Regions from separate parts of the Homo sapiens genome. Here region 1 is linked to region 2. A link is an interaction called in ENCODE POLR2A ChIA-PET data of the cell type or tissue named here. Cell type or tissue: Panc1. All regions are shown on one strand. Links, peaks and the distances in the headings refer to the core of each region. The heading gives the core; the rest is flanking DNA. Region 1 overlaps UBL3 (ubiquitin like 3). Region 2 has its middle 72 kb from the start of LINC00544.

Evidence for each region. ChIA-PET counts read pairs that join two places held together with the same protein. Peaks named below come from ENCODE experiments on the same cell type or tissue, not always from the same donor. Only the 100,000 strongest peaks of a DNase experiment are listed, where the experiment ranks them.
Region 1: POLR2A ChIA-PET joins it to region 2 with 5 read pairs; 5 of 35 experiments call an interaction of 5 or more read pairs at or near these places.

The regions. Positions count from the first base shown.
Region 1 is chr13:29,841,533-29,844,462 of GRCh38, forward strand. All of the region lies in intron 1 of UBL3 (ubiquitin like 3), which reads right to left. Among named protein-coding and RNA genes, the nearest start is that of UBL3, 7.6 kb to the right of the region's middle. In Panc1, for the core only: no CTCF peak of the experiment used is centred there; no DNase peak of the experiment used is centred there; H3K27ac peaks cover 604 bases.
Region 2 is chr13:30,007,512-30,010,441 of GRCh38, forward strand. No RefSeq gene overlaps it. Among named protein-coding and RNA genes, the nearest start is that of LINC00544, 72 kb to the left of the region's middle. In Panc1, for the core only: no CTCF peak of the experiment used is centred there; no DNase peak of the experiment used is centred there; H3K27me3 peaks cover 297 bases.

The DNA.
Region 1 (2,930 bases), core at 309-2,808, 170 kb before region 2:
CAGATGTTACATAGTTTATTACAAAGATATATGAAGTAGGTTTCATTTCTACCATGCTAGCTCAGACCAATCAGTAGGGACTCCCTGGAGCAAGGTATTGGGAAGGAATCTAAGGCATTCTTAGGATAATGTGCCTGAGGGATTCAGTAATGTTTGCTCAGTTACCGTTGTGGGGAGGGGTGTAGATGTTTATCACTATTGCCACCAGACCCAAACTCCTATTCTAGCTCAACTTCTTCCTCGCTATGTGATCTCAAACAAGTTCCTTACCCTCTCTGAACCTAGGCTGTGAGAAAGTAAAAATGAGCTCGGTTGATAATCAGACTGTGATATCTGAAAGATAGAAGACCAACAGGTAAAAAGTTTTTCCTATGGCCACACTGCAGCTCCAAAATGACCAACAATCTCCCATTCTGTAAGTGATTATGTTTTCTCACCAATGACTTTCCAAATCCCCTTCATTTATCCTGTCTCCTAAACAAAGACTGCTGAAAGACCCAATTACTAACCCACCTCCAGTTGATGTACGATAGCATTCAGTCCAGGAGTCCCTGCTTCCAGCACAGCCCAAACCCTACTGAAAACTCCTCCCATTCTCTTTCTTTTTTTTTTTTTTTTTTTTTTTTAGAGACAGAGTCTTACTCTGTCGCCCAGGCTGGAGTGCAGTGGCGCAATCTCAGCTCACTGCAACCTCTGCTCACTGCAACCTCCACCTCCTGGGTTCAAGTGATTCTCCTGCCTCAGCCTCCGGAGTAGCTGCGATTACAGACGCCTGCCACAATGCCCAGCTAATTTTTGTATTTTTAGTAGAGATGGGGGTTTCACCATGTTGGTCAGGGTGGTCTCGAACTCCTGACCTCAAGTGATCCACCCACCTCGGCCTCCCAAAATGTTGGGATTACAGGTGTGAGCCACCGTGCCCAGCCCTCCCATTCTCTTTTACTGACACTTGGCAGGATCTGGCATACGCTCTTCCTAGCTGCAAAACAGTCAACCTAACTTGTTTCACCACAGATGCATTCCTGGTGGTCTTCACCTGGTGGGTATTAAGAGTTTCTTTATCTATATACCAACCATATTTATCCAGGGTGACTGTAAGGATTAAATTAAATGCTATAATGTAAAATGCCAAGCATCTGCCTGGTACTAGAAAGTACACAACAAATATTAGTTCTCTCTCCTCTACGAGCTCAAAGTAAAGTTATGTGTAATTTTTTTATCACCTAAGCAGTTCTTCACTATCAAGAAACTGCATCTCTGCAAAACATAACTAACAGCCAGAAAATTAGCCCTCCTAAAAAGAGAATTCTAAGCAACCAAAACAGATATGATCAAGTCCATGAAACAAAAGATACTCACTTTACTGTGAGGTAACTCCTAAAATCCTACTCAGACACCATTTGCTCATTTTAAACACATATTATTTTTAATAAACTTTGGAAATATGGTTTCCACACCCATAGCAAATTAAAACCAGCAACTGTAAATGGTTAGGAATAAGTAGGCACACTGATCACAGGAAAAAACAGCTGCTCAACAAGGCAGGAGACAGAAAACTTCTAACTATCAAACACAAGAAGTTAAAATGCTCAGAAATCTTTAGTCATCTAGTGCAGTGGCTCCTACATTTTTTTGACTGAAGATCCCAAATATAAAATACTTGAGGCACATACCTATAGTATATGTGTTTTCATTTATAAACATACACATAGTATAAAACATATACTAAAAACAGAAATTAAAAGATTAAAATTTTGTTTTTACTTTACTATTTTAACTATCAACTATTTTAAATATTAACTTGTTTTAATCTTTCAATCACTAAAAATGCTATTACTATTAACATATTAGGTGAGCATTATTATTAAATATATCTCCATTTTTTTAAATCTTAGTTTCTTCTTTTGTGAAGTTCAATGTATTTTGCACTTGGTTTTAAGAGCTGTCATAAGTCATACCTGAAAAACTTATCTTACAAAGATGAGATCTATATAGAAGAACATGTCACTTACTAACTTACTAAATCATATTACTTTTTCATTCTATCACCAAATACGCAAACATTTTTATTCAAAGTCAGCTACCTGATGTCAATGTTATTAAAATTTTCTTTTTCCTGACTGCAATAAGAATGTTTACAAATTAAAATGTTTGGCTTTCCAATAAATGGTCCAAAGTCAATTAAAATTCATTGTAAGGAAGATTTTCAACAGACTGTAAATACTTCAACATGCTTTCAAAATGTTCTCCATAACATGTTTCTTTTGAAAAGCAGGTACTTTCTCACTTACTGTTTAAAATGTCGATTTTGCCTTGAAGTGACAACTTGGGGATTTTTTCCCAAACACATCCGCTAGATTTTTATTTTTGGTAGCCTCTTGTCATCACGGATAAGAACAGCATATAGAATACTCATCTTTTGTAATAAAAATGTGTGATTAATCTTTGAGTTCTACAACTCTTAAATGCTTTGACAGCAAACCTCTGTTCCCCATCTCAATAAGAAGTATCATAGATTCTTCTTTTAAAAAGTATTTTTAAAGGGACTATATAACAGAAAAACTGGAAAAACTCTGAGAAACTCATGGTGCTGTTGCTGGCATCTACATTCTAGAATTCACACATCTTCCCTCAGCAAACCACACTCTCAGTGACCACCTGAATGCAGGTGGACCTAGGAGAACCTCACAGCCAATTCACATAGTATGAATAGAAAAGCTCAATTCTTTTCCCTTTTGGGGGACAAAATAAACAAACAGAAGTTCTCATATTTACTTCTCAAAATTGACTTGCTTCACCTCATTTTGTAAATTACTGATCTAGTGAAGGGGCATAAAGCTTCACAATCTATATTAGGTGCCGAGGGTATTATAGTTGTAGCTTATGCCTGTTAATACTACTACCATATTACACAGACAGGTACCCAATAA
Region 2 (2,930 bases), core at 218-2,717:
GAAAATGATGTTTCAAGACCATAATGTGAGTGATAGGCATACTCATTGCTACCAGGCGATTACTGTCTCTAGACCTTTTCAGTGGATTGAGCTAGAAGAACAAACTAAGAGAAAATATATCACGAGTTTTGGCATTATTTCTCTTCTTTTACGCTAAAAACTTCTGTTCTTGGCCAATAACTTTATTATAATGAATTACTTGGTTTATCTTATTGCATGTGTCTGTGTTATAATTTTATCACACATGCAGTTAAAATAGAATCATTTTATATATTTATAAACTCCAAAATAACAACATTATCTGTAATAATAATATTATTACTAGTAATATTTACTAACAATATTATTGCCAACCATAATATTGCTGGAAACAGTTTTGGGTTTCTTTGTGACTCTTGTAATCCTTGGGATATGAATCCTAATAAACATGCATAGTCTAATTACTATGTTTTGGCAGGGCTCGGTGGCTCATGCCTGTAATCCCAGCACTTTAGGAGGCTGAGATGGGTGGATCACCTGAGGTCAGGAGTTCAAGACCAGCCTGGCCAACATGGTGAAACCCCATCTGTACTGAAAATACAAAATTTAGTCAGGCGTGGTGATGCACACCTGTAATCCCAGCTACTCGGGAGGCTGAGGCACGAGAATTGCTTGAACCTGGGAGGCAGAAGTTGCAGTGAGCCAAGATCATGAGATCATGAGATCATGCCGCTGCACTATAGCCGGGGTGACATCAGCGAAACTCCATCTCAAAAAACCAAAATAAAATAAATAAATAATTACTATGTTTTAAAGTCAATTGAAATAATTCCTTTTTGTGTGGTTAAGTCACCATGTTTATATACATTTAAGCTCAGTTGTTTTATTCTGAGTTCAATATTTTGGGGAAACTCAGTTTGCTTATTAAATTTTGTTCTAATAAAACATTTCGTTGGCTGCAAAGTCAAATTTGTAAAATAAGGTCTACTGTCTTACCCATCACTTGGTTTCCTCCTTCCTACACAGGTAAGCACATTTGTTAGTTTTTGGTACATCCTTCCATTAAAATTTTAAAATAGTACATATATATATACACACACACACTATTCGCGCCTATTCTAAGATATAAGGTAGCATACTATATACACTATTCTCAACTTTTCCAATTTCTCCCTACTAGAATGTGCAGCATTCCTCATTCCTTTTTTATAATGCTTGATTCTCCATTGTGTGGATTTGCCTTCTTCAACTAATTCCCCTAGTGATGGACATTTGGTTTGTTTTTCCGATCTTTGGCTACTACAAGAAGTACTGTACTAAATAGCTTTGCATGCATATTGTATTTTCACCAGCCTATCTTAGGGTTATTTTCTTAGGAGTGGGATTGCTAGGTGAAAGGGTTAAATATATATATAACTTTGCTCCATATTGCCAAATTTTCCTCCATAGGAGCTGCACTCCTTTGCTTTCCCATCAGCAACGTACGAGCCTGCCTGTTGTCCTATAGTCTACCAACAGAATATGCCATCAAACTTCTGGATATTTGACAATGCAGTAGATGCAATGGTAGTTTTATTTCATTATAATTTGCATTTTCCTTATTCGTCTCACTACTTTTAAAGGAAGAAAGGAGGGAGAAGGTGGGTGAGAGTGTGAATACGTTTGTAGATTTGGTGTTACGTAAATGTTTGCCCCTCTGGACTGTAAGCTCCATGAGGGTAGGACAACATCTGTTCTGCTCACTCTTGCTGTTCATTCTGTTCCAGTTCTATGCCTAGTGCTTGGCATGGAGGATACACTCACTAGTATACAACCAATGTGAATGAATGAGTGAGTGAATGAATGGGTGAATGAAAGACAGAAACTCTCTTTTCTCTCTGCTTCATGACTGTACTGGGGTCTATTCGACATTTTACCTTCACCCCTTCCTGTACCTTTCTCCAGATTTAGAACCTAGAATTAGGGGAACCAATTAAAAGTCTAAATTGTGAATTAAAAACAAAAAGTCACAGAAAGGGCTTGCCTAATGCCATGTCCATGCGATTAATGAGTTGTGCCTGTCTGAGTAAGAGGTGGAGTGGGGTGCAGTGTGAAAGTGCTCCTACTTGTTGAGAGATGCTGGGAAGACTAGCTCAGCCAGGTGAGCATTGCATGGGCATGAGGAATTGCTTGGTTAAGGGACAGAACAATCTCTGTGGAATTTCCTCCTCTTCTATCCCATCCAGAGGCTCTGAGCTCTCAGAACTGTCAGTACCTTCAGGGCTTATAAAGACTGTGGTTCCATGTGGCACTCCTGACTCTCTTACAGCCTGTGCATGGCCATCTGGAGGAAGCGGGAGCTCCCCATCACCCAGGGAACTCTTTGTTATTTGGGGATAGACTATGTCTAAAGCCTCCTTGACACACAGCCCTTTGGGTGAAATAACTTTTTTGCTGTCTGTATTTTATCTTTTCTGTTTGAAAAAATTTCAGTTGCCTTTGGCTCTTCAATGTTAGGACCTCTCTTATGGAAGCTTATGCCTAAATTTCCACCCCTTCTCCTCCTGCTAGAAATCACCCATTTTTCAGGGCTCAGGTTCAAAGTTATATTCCTTGATTATATCAATGTTAAGGATTTCCATTTAATGAAGAAATCATGGACACAATTAAAAGGCAAGTGACAACTCAGGAGAATATATTTAAAATGTCAACATCTGATGTGGTTCAAATATCTAAAATATACAAGAAACTTTTGCAAATCAATCACAGGGACCTCAACAGATAAATGGACAAAGAGTATGAATAGGCAAGTCATTAAACAGGAAATCCAAAATAAAAAGCAAATGAATAAATGCTCAAGCTCATTTGATTAGAGACATAAAATAAAAACTATAATGAATTATGACTTTACACCCATCAGATTAGCAAAAATTAGAAAGTTGAAGATGGCAGGCATGTCATGGCAGGGCTGT